2 separate regions of the Homo sapiens genome follow, and region 1 is linked to region 2. The links are chromatin loops, found by intact Hi-C in ENCODE. Cell type or tissue: dorsolateral prefrontal cortex. All regions are shown on one strand. Each heading gives the region's core, and the rest is flanking DNA. Links, peaks and the distances in the headings are about the cores only.

The links. A loop is a pair of places that touch in the nucleus more often than their neighbours do. Peaks named below come from ENCODE experiments on the same cell type or tissue, not always from the same donor. Only the 100,000 strongest peaks of a DNase experiment are listed, where the experiment ranks them.
Region 1: a loop joins it to region 2, with 2.9 times the contacts of the local background. A loop is called at or near these places in 5 of 110 quality-filtered maps.

Annotation. Positions count from the first base shown.
Region 1 is chr4:82,737,624-82,742,623 of GRCh38, reverse strand. The region is part of intron 1 of SCD5 (stearoyl-CoA desaturase 5); the gene reads left to right. Among named protein-coding and RNA genes, the nearest start is that of MIR575, 13 kb to the left of the region's middle. RefSeq lists a silencer at 3,018-3,107. In dorsolateral prefrontal cortex, for the core only: CTCF peaks have their summits at 211 (motif pointing right), 2,920 and 3,122 (motif pointing right); a DNase peak (open chromatin) is centred at 3,143; H3K27ac peaks cover 4,091 bases.
Region 2 is chr4:82,556,114-82,566,528 of GRCh38, reverse strand. It overlaps TMEM150C (transmembrane protein 150C), which reads left to right and starts at 4,541. Exons shown (of 8, transcript NM_001080506.3): 1 at 4,541-4,623. RefSeq lists an enhancer at 4,316-4,815. In dorsolateral prefrontal cortex, for the core only: CTCF peaks have their summits at 4,319 and 4,550; a DNase peak (open chromatin) is centred at 4,454; H3K4me3 peaks cover 2,120 bases; H3K27ac peaks cover 1,196 bases.

The sequences.
Region 1 (5,000 bases), core at 1-5,000, 180 kb before region 2:
GTAGAAACGGAGTTTTGCCATGTTGGCCAGGCTGGTCTTGAACTCCTGGCCTCAAGTGATCCACCCACCTCGGCCTCCCAAAGTGCTGGGATTACAGGTGTGAGGCACCATGCCCGGCCAGAAAGGTGCATCTTTATTTCAGGTGTTATCTGGGGATTTATTTATTCTAAGACCCCAGCAATCCTGTGCCCACCTCTAGTTTCTTGCTGCTGGGGTCTCTCTGCCTCTCCAGTAGGTGGCCCTGTGAGACAGGACCCGGTCAGACCTCACACCAGCTCTCTCTTCTGAGTGGCCACGTTTGGTCCCCAGGGCACACTCTACTCAGGAAAACCCAGAAAGGCAGACTAGCTCCTGCATGCCCCTCTAGCCTGCTGTCATGGCCCACTCTGGGTGTCACAGGCATGCCTCTGGGACCTGAATGTCTGCTGGTTCCAGCTGTAGTGAAACTACTTTAAAGCTCCCCAAGTGGTCCACACAAGCTGCCTGACTGGGCTTGGAATGAAGAAGATACAACTCTTGCCCATCTTTCTTTTTTTTTTTTTTTTGAGACGGACTCTCTTCTGTCATCCAGGCTGGAGTGCAGTGGTGCGATCTCGGCTCACTGCAAGCTCCACCTCCCGGTTTCACGCCATTTTCCTGCCTCAGCCTCCTGAGTCGCTGGGACTACAGGCATGCCCATCTTTCTTTGGGGGATTTTAAGGGGGACACTACAGCTCATTAACAGCTCCCCCAACAAAAGCTCTTCACCTATCTGCCCACTCCCCCCCCCCGCCCACTCTGACCCCTTTTCATATCCTTGATCTGGAGGAGGCATCCAAGAGTGACGGAGCCAGGTCTCAATAATTTCCTTTGTGAATTCTGTGTAAGGGGGTCTGTTTCACAGTCATGTAGGTATCTGATATCTATCATATTGGTGCCTCAATTAAAATGGAGGCAGAAAGAGCCCTATTCTAATATCTCATTCCATAAACAATAGAGACAAAGGCAAAAGTGTGTGTTTTAGTTCTCTATTGCTGCCTACCAGCCAGAAATGGAGTGGTTTAAAACAACATCGATAGACTATTTCTCATGATTCTTTGCTGGCTGGTCAGTTCCTCTGCTGGTCTCACCTGGGCTGGCTCATGCAGCTGCCGTCACTCACACAGCTGGTGGTTGGCACTGACTGTTGGTTGGGCGCCTTGGTTTTCTGTCTCATGGCTTCTCATTCCCTGGTAGGTGACAATGGTTTCCTTTCAGAACAAGCATGGCAGTGTTTCGAGGGACCAAAGTGCAAGCTCCAAGGCCTCTCAAGGCCCAGGCTCTGAAAGTCACACAGCATCACTTTCATACATTCTATTGACCAAACAAAACCACAAGACCAGCCTAGATATAAGAAGTGGGAAAAGAGGCTGGGCGCAGTGGTTCATGCCTGTAATCCCAGCACTTTGGGAGCTGAGGCGGGCAGATTGCTTGGGCCCAGGAGTTTGAGACCAGCCTAGGCAACATGGCAAAACTCTGTCTCTACGAAAAAAAAAAAAAAAAAAATTAGCTGGCACACGCCTGTAGTCCCAGCTACTTGGGAGGCTGAGGTGGGAGGATCACTTGGGCCTGGGGCCTAGAAGGCAGAGGCTGCAGTGAGCTGTGATTGCACCACTGCACTCCAGCCTGGGTGACAGAGCGAGACCCTGTCTCAAAAGAAAAAAAAAAAAAAGAATTGGGAAAAGAGACTCCACCTTAGTCTTAGTCTTTCACCCTCCCCTATAGTTTCTAACACAGAATTCTGCCTCTGTCAGTTCTGGTTCTAGACTTTTTCTGAGCAGATTTGGGGTAAAGGATTAGGGGAAGAATTAAAAGTTATCTCTACATTGGTTTACATTTTGCTTACATTTGGAAGGGTAGAAGGAAGAGAAAAGAAAGATTCAGAAGTTGAGAGGAGGGAGGAGAGAAAGTAGAGCCAACTGTGGCGGACCTTGGAAAAGCACTGCAGGGGATAGACCACACATTGGGAACTGGGAGTCCTTGGTTTAGAGAATAGGGTTCCAGGCCAGGCAGGTGCTTTCATTAATGAAGTTATCGGTAAGTCAATATGTCTGTCTGAGTTGGATGAATGATACCCTCCAAAGCTTATTGTGAAAATGAACTTCACTATAGATTGGATTCCCCCTTGGGGCCTGGCTAAAGCCACACTATGAGATGTTAGCCTGATACTGGCTCCATAATACCCAAACCCAGCCTGAGATCCTCCCCGTCCACCTGCCCCAGTGGACAAACCTTGCACTCCCATCCTTTCTCCCCTCTGACTTTTGTGCTCCTAGGGAAGGTGATCAACAGCAAGGCGAGGTGCTGGGTGCTGGCAAAACAACCTCGCCTTCAGGTTCCAGGTTTCTGGAAGAGGTGAATGACAGAAGAGGGAATCAAGTTGATTATTTCCTCCATGTCTCCGCTCTACTTTGGGCGCTACATTCAAAGCTCAGGTTTTTCATTTTAAAAATAATTGCTAAAGTCCTTAGGGGGTAGATGCTTTATGTGTGCTTATCTCGAGTTTAAGTTGAAAGGACCTGTGTTTCCCATCAGATGCCCCCAGCAGGAATGGCATTGGAGGCTGGTGATATTTGAAGGGCAGGTCAGATTGCTGAGACATGAAGTGGCTGGGCTGGTGTTGAGCCGACACAGGTGAGCAGGCTCAGGCTGCAGATTGTTGAAGCAGATAAGCAAGCGGTGGGGATGGAGAGGGGTCGGGACCTGCACTCGCCTTAGATTTTAAACACATCAAGTCCATGGAAGAATTTATTTTCTACTTTCAGAGAACAGATATATGCCTCTCTTTAAGAGAATATGCTGTGCTAAAAAAATTATCAAGTTTTCATCGTGGCTTTTCACGATCAGCATGGCTAAGCAGAAGCCTGTCCAGCTGCGTCTAACTCTACGTGCTTCCTAAATTACCCTGTAATCCTCTTGTCCTCTTCCAAGCCTTGGCCGATCTGAATCATAGTGCATTTCTTTCAGCACACACATGGCAATAGATACTTCAGAGCATCGTTGGGGTGAGTTTTGTGTGCGTGAATGCCTGTGCCCTGGCCTGGGCCACCACCGCACACAACCAGCAGGCGGAGTGTGGCTCTACCAGCCACGACCTCCCTCCAGGGCAGTGCGGGGAGGCCACCGGCAGGGGGTGCTGCACCCACACTGCTGGCACCAGTACGTGGGCATTACCAGGCTTCATAAATTGCTGGAAATTTAAAGCTGGAGGGGATGTTAGAAACCGTATCATCCACTGGTTTCCATTCGCTCGTGAGGAACCCATGATCCCGAGAGTTGAGTTTGTGGTGGAAATGGAGCTAAAATAGAGCCCTCTCCACTTCCAGGCCAGGACCTCCACCTTTCACATCCCCACTGCCTTCCCCTGGCATGACTACAAATGTCTTACCAGTGTTGAGAGGGAAATGATTTGCATGTAGAAGAATCAGCAAGGACAAGAACAGGTACTTAGTGCTATTTGCCTGGGAAATCGCAGATTGAGGCTTTTTGCATTTGGCCCCAAAGTCACAGTCAACCCGCAACTAGTAGGGGTAAGATTATTATTTTTTAGTGATTATATTTAAAAATAGCACACTTGGGGAAAAAATTACAGTTTGCTACAAATCATCAAAACATTTGCCCATCCTCTGAGAGGCCATATGTTGTAGTGTCAGTCCCCACCTCTGTTATTACTAGCTGGGTGATCTTGGCCAAATTTCTAAACTCCATTTTGCCTCATCTGTAAAATGGGGTTGGTGAAGATTAAATGAGATAAGACATAGGCAGTGCTTTTTAGGGTCACAGCGTATCCTAAGTACTCAACAAGTGCCAACTGTAATAATAATGGGAGCCATTTGGCATCTATAACTTGGAACTGCTATGTAGTTGTATCTACTACAGTGGAGAAATGTTCCCTCTCACCAGTTGGATATGTAGCTGTTGGGTGTAGCTTCTCTATGGTCTACCAGGATCCTCTCCAGAGACCATAGTTGTGGCCAGGAGTTGGCTAAGGTGAAGGAGTGAAGAGTAGGTATGGAAGGGTGGAAGGAATGGGTGAGTGGCTTTTAGTCTAAGCTGGCAAGTAAGAAAGAATTGAGAAAGAGAGGAAGTGTGCTGGGATGTGTTCTTCCCCAACTGGGGATCTTTCTTATAGGCAAAAAAATAAATAATCAAAAGCCATGAAACAGACAGTGATAACTTTTTTTTTAAACGGAGTCTCACTCTGTTGCCAGGCTGGAGTGCAGTGGCACGATCTCGGCTCACTGCAACGTCTGCCTCCTGGGTTCAAGCGATTTTCCTGCCTCAGTCTCCCGAGTAGCTGGGACCACAGACGCACGCCACCACACCCAGCTAATTTTGTATTTTTAGTAGCGACAGGGTTTCACCATGTTGGCCAGGATGGTCAGTCTCCGTCTCTTGACCTCGTGATCCGCCCGCCTAGGCCTCCCAAAGTGCTGGGACTACAGGCATGAGCCACTGGGCCCGGCCGTGATAACTTTTTTTCAGGTAGAAATCTTTTGGTTCTTTTTTTATCAAGTATTTTGTGTGATGCTTACAGAATACATTTATTAAGTATTTTGTACAGCTCTTATTTTTTGTTGTTGTTTTACAATTTGGGTGATGCGTGCAAAAAGTAGATATAGTTCTAGATAGTGGATTTTTTTTTTTTTAGCTAATTAGATTGACCTCAGGTCCAATCTGTAAAGTGTTTCAAATACTTAAGTTTTGTTTAGATTTCTTTAATCTTATCCATGACCTTTTTTGCCCCCCAGCCTTCCTACCTCATTGTGCCATTGATAGCAACTTGACTTTGGTTTCTTCTCTTTTCAGAGTTTGATCCAGTGGTTGTAAAATGCTTTCAGATCACGACATGAAACTCTGCCTTAATAGAAAGGCACAATATAAATCAGAGATGGCCAGAAAGGCAAGCATGAAAATAGTATCCCTGATTTTTTTCCAGTAGCACATGATATAACATTGAATAATTGCTGGGTATATTTGAC
Region 2 (10,415 bases), core at 2,155-7,154:
ATGACAGGGTAAATGAGAAATTCAGGAACACTCCTTTGCAAATTCTGCATAGTAGTACAGAACTTTGTTTGGCATGTGAGTGTGGTTGACAACTATTATCTGAGGCCTCTCTAAAAATGGGAATAAAATAAAGGCTTCCATTTAACATCCCGTGACCAGATGTACTCTCACTATCGTTCCAATTGCCCTAACAAGGTTATCTTTAATAGGCAGTTTTGATAACAATAAAATGCCATTCCAATGACTTTCTTTGATTTTTTTTTTTTTTTAGATGGAGTCTCGCTCTGTCCCCAGGCTGGAGTACAGTGGTGAGATCTCGGCTCACTGCAACCTCTGACTCCCTGGTTCAAGAATTCTCCTGCCTCAGCCTCCTGAGTAGCTGGGATTACAGGCATGCACCATCACACCCAGCTAATTTTTTGTATTTTTAGTAGAGACAGGGTTTCACCATGTTGGCCAGGATGGTCTCCATCTCCTGATCTCATGATCCGCCCGCCTCAGCCTCCCAAAGCGCTGGGATTACAGGTGTGAGCCACTGCGCCCAGCTGATTTTGTTGTTTATCAGAGACTACTTGGATTACCAGTTGTTGGATAAGGTTTGGCAATAACTTCGTTATACAGAGATTTTTATTATAATGAAAGTCATTGCAATTGGACCAGCAGCAGGGATTTCCAGAATCCCTGAGAGCGTTATTTATGAGCTGTGCTTCTCAATTCTGTTTTTTCAAATGAATTAGGGAAGTGATTTGAATCATAAAATAACAAAAACAAATTGACTGCCCAAGAGAAAGAAAATGAGCAAGAATATAAAATTTCTTTGTAATTCTAAATGTTCTGTAGTGGTTTCAGTTAGATAATAAATTCATTTATATCAGGAAACCGCCCCCCAACTCAGATAGATGGATGTTTGTGCTGTGCACCAGAGTTAGGACATCAGCCTTGTAGAACAACATGGTGTTGAAATTAGGATGCCTCGTTGTGGTTCTGTAGAATGTTGATGTCTCTGAGTATGGATCTCCATTTGACACAAAATTTTACAAAGTTTGTGGCTGGCATCTCTTTCTGGGCCTTACGCTCTATTTCTTCCATGCCCCAGTCTCTAACTCTGTGCTTGGTCTTTCCTCACAGACTGAATCACTTTGGAACATATCAACAGATCATTTAAAGGTACAAAATGAATATTTGTATGCAATTTTTAAAAAGACAGCCAGTTGTGATCAAACTCCTTACCATCAGTAGGACACACATGAGAGTTCTGAGAATAAGAGGAAGAGAGTTCACATATGAGAGGGCAGAACCAAGCTCAGTGGTGTAGGAGTTCTTGGGAACAGGGGGAGTGCTGCAGATGTTAGACAGAGAACCTAAATCCTTCACTGCCAATGGCCATTCCAGAGATGGCCTTTGAATTGGAGGCAGAAGTGGGACAGAACCTTTATTCAATGTCACATTTTATAATGGACCAATGTGACAACCTCCCAAGTGATGCCAAGGCATAGCACATACTCCGAGAGCTAGCTTCCTATAAAAAGGAGTAAGAGGCCGGGTGCGGTGACTCACGCCTGTAATTCCAGCACTTCGGGAGGCCGAGGCAGGCAGATCACGAGGTCAGGAGATCGAGACCATCCTGACTAACATAGTGAAACCTCGTCTCTACTAAAAATACAAAAAAAATTAGCCAGGCGTGGTGGCGGGCACCTGTAGTCCCAGTTACTCGGGAGGCTGAGGCAGGAGAATGGCATGGACCCGGGAGGCGGAGGTTGCAGTGAGCCGAAATCGCACCACTGCACTCCAGCCTGGGCGACAGAGCGAGACTCCACCTCAAAAAAAAAAAGAAAAAAAAAAAGGAATAAGAAGAGGATGTAGGAAGATCCTCACAAATATGTGCTTGCCTCATCAACACAACAATTCCTCACTCTCACTCCCCAAATACTCAGGACCAAGCTGCCTTGGGGCCTTTAATGGTCTTTGTGAGGTAGAAGCAAGTGCTGGCTGGAAGCCTTCAGAGATTCATTTAAAATTCATCCCCCAAAAAATACTCAAAAGAAAAAAGGACAACCGGTTCTGGAAAAGTATTTCAGTCTTACACCCATATATGATTTAAAATATCTAAGGGTATATTGAGTACATGGTGGACAACAAATTTTAACAGATGGGATACCAAGAAAAAGGCACAGAGAAGCCCATGTTTTGCTTGTACTCTCGAAGCTTCGCTCGAACTCTCATGACATTAACAGAATCTGCTTATAGCAACCAACTCTCCTTCATGGCCAGCATTTTAACACACAATTTCAGCTGGTAATATCACTGTCAGGAATGTAATTCATTTTGCTTTTTGGGTTTATTTGGAGGGACATTTTGGAGATGAAGGCGGCGGTGATTTAGTGGTGCTGAGGAATGGCACTGAGCCTGCGATCCTCACAAACTCAAGTTGGTTTTTTTTAGGAAACATAGGCCTGGCTCTAAATGAAAATGAAAATGTTGAAATAAATTAAACCTGGTGCATGGATTCTCAATCCTTCCACAAAAAAATGGGGGAGGGGAAAGTAAGGGCATTTTACAAATTGGGAGCCCTATTCCCAAGAAAGGGAGTGATATGGCATGGCCATGTCGGAATCACCTGCGGTTCTTTGTCAAAATACCTGTGTTCTGGTTTCCCCCGCCACCTCCAATCAGGTTTTGACTCTGGGTCTGAGGTGAACCCAGGCATCATTTTCTAAAGCCCCCACTGGTGATTCTGATGTGAAAACAGAGTACCACTTCTGTGTTTGAGGGACAGCTAATTCTTTGGCTGGATCTACTTCTGAAAGAATGAATTGGAAGATCTAGCTAGAGGACTCTTTCCGTTATTGCAGAGAGAAATGAATGGCATGGGGACAGGGAGTAGAGAGAGGAGGGGTTCATGGATGGGCCTCAAGCAATCTTACCTTTGGGGGAGTCAGACCACTTTGAGGGTCTGATTAATGTGTAGTTACTCTCCTCAGAAAAGTACACATAAGCTAATTCCCACAAAATTGAGCATATACTTTCAAGGGAGTCTAGACTAAGATTCAGTTTTTGCTTTTGCTATTTTAATTGAATGGATAACAGTCCCACTCATTAAAATAAGGAAAACAAGAGAAGGCAAGATCCCTGGTCTCAGGAAGCTTACAGTCTAGTAGCCAGGAGAAAACAGTAACAAGAAATCAACATACAGAAAAAAAAAAAGAATCAATATACACATAGTAGACAATAATCACAAGAATTGTGGGGAAGGGAGAGTTCTGGAACCGAACGTTAATTGCAGAATTTGAATATGCTGAATTGGAGAAGATTCTTAGAAACACCTGGTTGGGCCGGGCGCGGTGGTTCACGCCTGTAATCCCAGCAGTTTGGGAGGCTGAGGCAGGCGGATCACTTGAGGCCAGGAGTTTTGAGACCAGCCTGGCCAACGTGGTGAAACCCCGCCTCTACTGAAAATACAAAAATTAATCGGGCATGGTGGCGGGCGCCTGTAATCCCAGCTACTCAGGAGGCTGAGGCGAGAGAATCGCTTGAACCCGAGAGGCAGAGGTTACAGTGAGCCGACATTGCGGCACTGCACTCCAGCCTGAGCGACAGAGCAAGACTCCGTCTCAAAAAAAAAAAAAAAAAGAAAGAAAAGAAAAGAAAAGAAAAAGAAAAAGAAAAAGAAAAAGAAAAAAAGGGAATGCCTGCTTGTGTAGAGACAGCAGTTTAAAGGAGACAGGTGTGCTACGGAAGCCCCCAAAAGAATAGAGGGCAGACTGACAAAGGCCGGTTGATAGAGAGCCACCTGTTGGAGGCCAGAGAGGTTGTGTTTGGAACCCAGGCTCATGATGAGCCTAAGATAAAAATGGCATTGATCCATGCTGCTGCTAGAGGTCACTGACATGGTGCCATGGGGTCCCATGGTAGGTTGGGGGTCCGGGATGGGGGAAGCTGTCAAAACGCTGATGAACACAGTTTATGACGGACTCAGACGAGACCCAGGGAGGAAAGCTGCAAGCTGGCGCTGGGAGGTCGGCCTTGGTGTCTGCTGTTCATTGCCAGGGTCCGAAGTTGGCTCTGTGTTTGTTCAATAGGATGGAAAAAAAAAAACCAAAAACCGCGGGACAGCGCTGAGTGGAGGAGAACTACATTCAGTCAATGGGCATGAAAATGAATTTTAGCTGCTTTGTGCAAAAACCCTAGGTGTGCGGACGAAAGAGAGCCAGGCAGAAGGTTACAACAGGTCAGGAATAAATAACCACCAGGCGGAGGATCCAAGATTCTGTCCTTCCTTTTGTTGGATGAGGAGCGCCAGGCAAACGCGTCCACAAAGGCTTCGGAAGGAAGCGGCTCGCCCGCCCACACCCGGCTCCTGCCCCGGGTGACTATTAGGGGCCCCGGGGGGGTGGCAGAAGCCCGAGACCCAGGGGATCAACTCTCCCCGAAGGCCTAGCAGCGGGGACCCCAGAATAAGTCGGGGGCGGGCCCCGGCGCGGCAGGAGGGGGCCGGGCGGGCGGGTGAGCAGATCCCACCCCTTCCTGAAGGAAGCGCCCTACCCGCCGCTACTGCTGCCGCCGCCGCCACCGCAGCAGGTCACAGCCCCTCGAGGCGACAGCGGCCCCGCCGCACCAGAGCAGGTAGGCGCGGCGCCCCCTCCCCTGCCTGGGCCCGTCGCGCAGCCAGGGGGCGTCCGGCCCGGCCCCGTGCGCAGCCCGCAGGCGGAGACCGGGGACGGCGGGGGCTGCAGCGCGGCTGGGGCGGCTGGGTCCGCCCGGCTGCGGGGCCCTGCTCGGCTGCGGCCCCCTCCCATAGCGTCCCGGGCGCGGGGCCGCCCGCCCGAGCCCTCCGCGGGCGCACGCTCCCCGGCAAGTCCAGGAGTCGGTGCCGGCTCTGCCCCGCGACCTGCGAACGCCCGAGCCGGCGCGCCTCGGTCCCCGCCGCCGCAGTGCCGCCAGCCAGCCCGCCCGCTGCGGCCCCGGCCCCGGCCCCGGCCCCGTCCTTTGACAGGTGTCCCCACCCGCCGCCCCATCATCTCGTTATCGGGTGGACTCGGGTGAGAAGCGACCCCAAGTTTGACCTCCCGGTCCCTGTGCCATTCTCCCTGCACTTTGCGGTTAGCCAGGTCAGGCTGGCTCGGGAAGCAGGGGATCTGGGAAGGAGGCACTAACTTGCTTTGCCCTGTGTACCGCCCTCCACTCTAAATGCACAGTCTTCCTTCCTTTCCTGGGCGCACACTTGGGAAGAAATGGGATTTTTGGTTTTTCGGCGGGAGGCCGTGGTAGGTGGGTTACCTAGGCTCTTTGGTAATCTGCTGCAATAAAAAAGTGATTAGCTTTGGGTTCTGGAGAGAGTCCTTGAGTGGTTTTCCCCTCCTTAAATGAATCAAATGGAGTATGAGAGGGTTTTCCCATTTTAAATTCATGCTCCTTTTTTCTCTACTCATTCCTTTCCTCCACCCCTACCCCCACAGCACTTTATGATGTCCCACACATTTCACTGATCTTTTTGGTCAGGTTTATTCCGGCCAGACCGCCTTTCACGGTTGGGCCAGGATTGTGACCGCATGTGGGAACATAGCTCAGGTAGAATGGAAGTCCATCTTCCCGAGTGAACCCACTCCGATGTCCTACATGCGAGGTCCTGTTGGGGAACCAGATATACCAATGCCATGTTGAAAAACAAAACCAAACAGTTATTGGATCTAAAACAATAACAAAGCCTAAATGGCAGGATCAGTTTCTGCATCTTTCTCTGCTTGAACCAAAGACATTTTAATAGTGCAGGGCTATAACTCCATTCTGGGCAGCAGTTCATCGAAAGGATAGTTGAGTGTGGATTTATAAACTCCATGGTAGCAGTCATTAAACTGACCTACTTAAAGTTTCCTATTTCAAGGAAAAATTGTTAGGCCCATATATGTGACCGATCAAAGAATTTTAGTCTCAGCTCTCATGTATCAAATCCCAAACTTTTTCTTGTATGTGTTCTAGAGACTCCATGTTTCCAGGATTAACTATAGCTGTCATCTATTAATGAGCTAGAAATGTGAGTTTAATCTTCAAGGCATAAGCGTAGGAATTTTAATGGTGTGTCCTTTATACATTATTTAATAAATGTTTTGCAAGTCCCCCAAGTTGGAAGCTCACAAACTGGACATGGTAAATAAAAGGGTAAAGAAGTTTTGCTAACAATAATGACTAGTTGATAGATGTTATGACATTCACAAATATATTAAAGTATTTGAAAAACACTTTAATGCATGTTTATTATAATCTGCCATTAGCTGAATGCAATCTGTTTGGATTATTTAAATTGGCATTTAAGTCTTCAGAGCAATTGCTTAATTCATGCATTTCTTACAAATACCTTTTCCATGTTGCTTTGTGGGGGGATAATTTGCTCTATGGAGTAATTTTTTTTTTTGCGTGAACACAATAATGCGTTCTATTTAGCCTTTGTTGTAGAACTACCACAATCATGTTCACAATGACCTTGCAGGGGTTTTTGGGCTCACTTTATCTGCTTTGCAATTGTCAAGAGAGAAGGCCCTTTGCTTTACACTCTTGTCTGTCTTCCTGCTTTGTCTCGCCTGTGACCCACACCTCTTTAGTACAGTGGGTCAGATTAGCAGGGCAGCCTGGAGTCATGAGAGAGGAAAAGCTAGCTGGACCCCGCAATCTCAGCCATTTGGTTTCACTGCAATCTGGCCATTTGGGATCAGTTCAGTAACCAATTAAGCAAGACAAGCACTGACAAGATAATGTATTACTTCTCAGTCATCCCCTTTCACAGAAGAATCTGTAACACTTAGAATCAGCACTACGGTGTGATTAGGTTCTGGTAAGGGTCCAATGAGATGTGTGCTGAAGTTCCCAAAACATTATAGGGTCCAAGTGTTATTGAATCCAGGTCTAAGTTCATGAAAAGCGTAGGACTAGACACAGGTGTGTAATAAGTGTGTCCCTACTTTTTTTGTTTGTTTGTTTTTGAGGCGGAGTCTCACTCTCTCGCCCAGGCTGGAGTGCAGTGGCACAATCTCAGCTCACTGCAACCTCCGCCTCTTGGGTTCAAGCGATTCTCCTGCCTCAGTCTCCCAAGTAGCTGGGATTACAGGCGTCCACCAGCATGCCTGGCTAATTTTTTTTTTTTTTTGTATTTTTAGTAGAGACGGGGTTTTACCATGTTGATCAGGCTGGTCTTGAATTCTTGACCTCAATTGAGCCACCCGCCTCGGCCTCCCAAAGTGCTGGGAATACAGCCAGGAGCCACTGTGCCCAGCCCCTGTCACATGGGTCCGTGTGAAGAGAGTCCACCAACAGGCTTTGTGTGAGCAACAAGGCTGTTTATTTCACCTGGGTGCATGTGGGCTGAGTCCGAAAAAGGAGTCAGCAAAGGGTGGTGGGATTATCATTAGTTTTTGTAGGTTTTGGGATAGGCGGTGGAGTTAGGAGCAATGTTTTGCAGGCAGGGGGTGGATCTCACAAAGTACATTCTCAAGGGTGGGGAGAATTAACAAAGAACATTTTTAGGGGTGGGGAAATTACAAAGAACCTTCTTAAGGGTGGGGGAGATTACAAAGTACATTGATCAGTTAGGGTGGGGAAGAAACAAATCACAATGATGGAATGTCATCAGTTAAGGCTATTTTCACTTTTGTGGATCTTCAGTTGCTTCAGGCCATCTGGATGTATACGTGCAGGTCACAGGGGATATGATGGCTTAGCTTGGGCTCAGAAGCCTGACAGCCCCTACTTATTTTAACTATAAATTTTTACTCCTGGAGCTGATGGTGCCATGTAGCTTTATATTTTTTCATAGTTGTTCTAAGTATTTTAAAACTTGTTCATAAATTATTGGAACTTTAAGTTATTGTTATCACCAAATATCATTTCCTGGTATGTTTAGATTTTTTTTTTTTTCTGGTATGTTTAGATTTTGAAAGACAACTTGTGGCAATGGAAAATCAATCATCATGCAAAGAGATTTTAGATCAGCCATTTAGAATATTTTGAGATAATCGTGAAATCTTTGGCAGTAGCCTTCAAATTCAGCCCCAAACTATTCTGAGTCAAACCAGCTTTGGTAGGTAGGGCTTGAAGCTCTTTTACTAAGTGAGAAATTAATATTTTCCTTTTTGGCATCTATAAACAGCCTTTTCTAGATCAGTGCTGTCCAAAAGAACTTTCTGCATTGATGGACATGTTCTGTAATCTGTCCAGTATGATAACCATGAGCCACATGTGGCTATTGAACGCTTGAAATGTGGGCTAGTGTAATTGAGGAACTGAATTTTAAATTTTATTTAGCCGTAATTAATTTAAATAGCCACATGAGGCTAGTGGCTACCATATTGGACAGTATAGTTCTGAATTTTCTCCCCATATTTCCTAGAGAGATAGCATTTAAAGGCAATTATCCTTTAATTAGAAAAAAAAAAGTGGCAATTGGCATTGATAATACCAGAATTGAGATTTGACTTCATAATCCTATTGCTATGAAAAACCACTTGTGAGGCCACGTGCAGTGTCTCACGCTTGTAATCCCAGCACTTCGGGAGGCTGAGGCGGGTGGATCATGAAGTCAGGAGTTTGAGACCAGCCCGGCCAATACAGTGAAACCCTGTGTCCACTAAAAATACAAAAAAAAATTAGCTGCGCATGGTGGCAGGTACCTGTAATCCCAGGGAGGGTGAGACAGGAGAATCGCTTGGTCCCGGGAGAGGCAGAGGTTGCAGTGAGCCAAGATCGTGCCACTGCACTCCAGCCTGGGCGACAGAGCTAGACTCCATATCAAAAAAAAAAAAAAAAAGAAAAAGAAAAGAAAAACCACTTGTACTTGCTCTGAAGAAGATATTTTGTGCTGAAGTTCAACCCTACTCTAAAAACTGTTTCTCTTTTTAATTTCTATGTGTCTGCTAGCCTCAATAATAAGCATCACCCAGAGTTGTTTAGATGCCTGGCCCCTCGTGTCGGTGTTCATGAACTTGGGCTTATTTGCTCTTTTGCACATTACAGATCATGTATTCTTAGAGTCAGTTTCTGTACGTTTCAATTTTTCAAGGGAGAGGAGGTTCAGAGAAAGGTAGGAAGTAGGTAGTGATGCACAACTCTCGCACTCTTCCCTTGATTACAATCACAGAGACCCTGTGAAAAGTCTGACAAATGGGTACCCCTGGCTCCAGGAGCAGCTGAAGCCTCTGCCTCTGTTGGTTTCTGCCCTTCTTGTCTGGTTTCTTTCTCTTAGGTTTCAAACCCAGATCCTCTTGCTCAAGTCTAGCCTGTGGAGATTACCAAATCCACTTAAGGTGTAACCTACCATTATTTTTAGTAAAGCCATTAAAATGGGATTTGATTTAGCATCAAGCATGTTGTTTCCATTTTTAAACTAATTTGCTTTGATTAAACCCATTATTTTGATCATGGAGAGGGACATGTTGTTAATTAGACTGTTTTACAAGACACTGCCTCTCATGTTTCTTGGGTGAGTGATGCTCCCGCACCCAGCATAGGCATCTAGGGTACTTCTCTCCAGGCCAGAGCTCAGGGTCCTGGGGGTTCCCCTCCTCTGGAAGGGACTCTTCCTCAATCAATTATTTAAAAATTTATTGACTATGTTTGTGCCTACTAATTATAGGTTGAAATAACTCCCAAATTATCTCTGTGTTGAAGATATTAACACCCCCTGATAACATTTCCCAAATTAGTGTCCATCCCATAGGGTGATGGGGATGCTTGAATAAATGCTCCATATAATCTTTTTTATTATTTTTTTTTGGAGATTTATAATGCACAATAGCATGGTAAAGCCTCTAAGATGAGATACATATACTTATTTAACTTTTTATTGTTATTGTTTTCTGTTCTTTTCTTTTCTCTTTTAATAGAGACAGAGTCTCACTCACTCTGTCACCCAGAATGCTCAGTGCATTCTTGAACTCCTGTCCTCAAGGGATCCGCCCACCTCAGCCCCCCAAGTAGCTGGAACTACAGGCGTGTGCCACCATGCCTGGCTGTTAGTGTTTTCAAAACAATTTTTCTTACAACACTTACTGTAGTATTTTTCAAATTACATGTCTTGGGTCATAAAATCAATTGAGCAGGTTAGGATCAGCATTTTTCTTGATGAAATAAAATGTCTAATAGAAGTGGTCACTGTGCATCCTTTTTATTGACGGTTACTAGTGTTTGATGAAACTTTGGCTCCTCCATGTATAACAAGTACCAGGCCACAAGGCAGTGGAGAGTAGTGGTTCAGAGCACTAGAGAGTCTGGGCACGTTGGCTCACGCCTGTAATCCCAACACTCTGGGAGGCCAAGGCGGGTGGATCACTCGAGGTCAGGAGTTCAAGACCAGCCTGGCCAACATGGCAAAACCCCGTCTCTACTAAAAATACAAAATTAGCCGGGTGTGGTGATGTGTGCCTGTAATC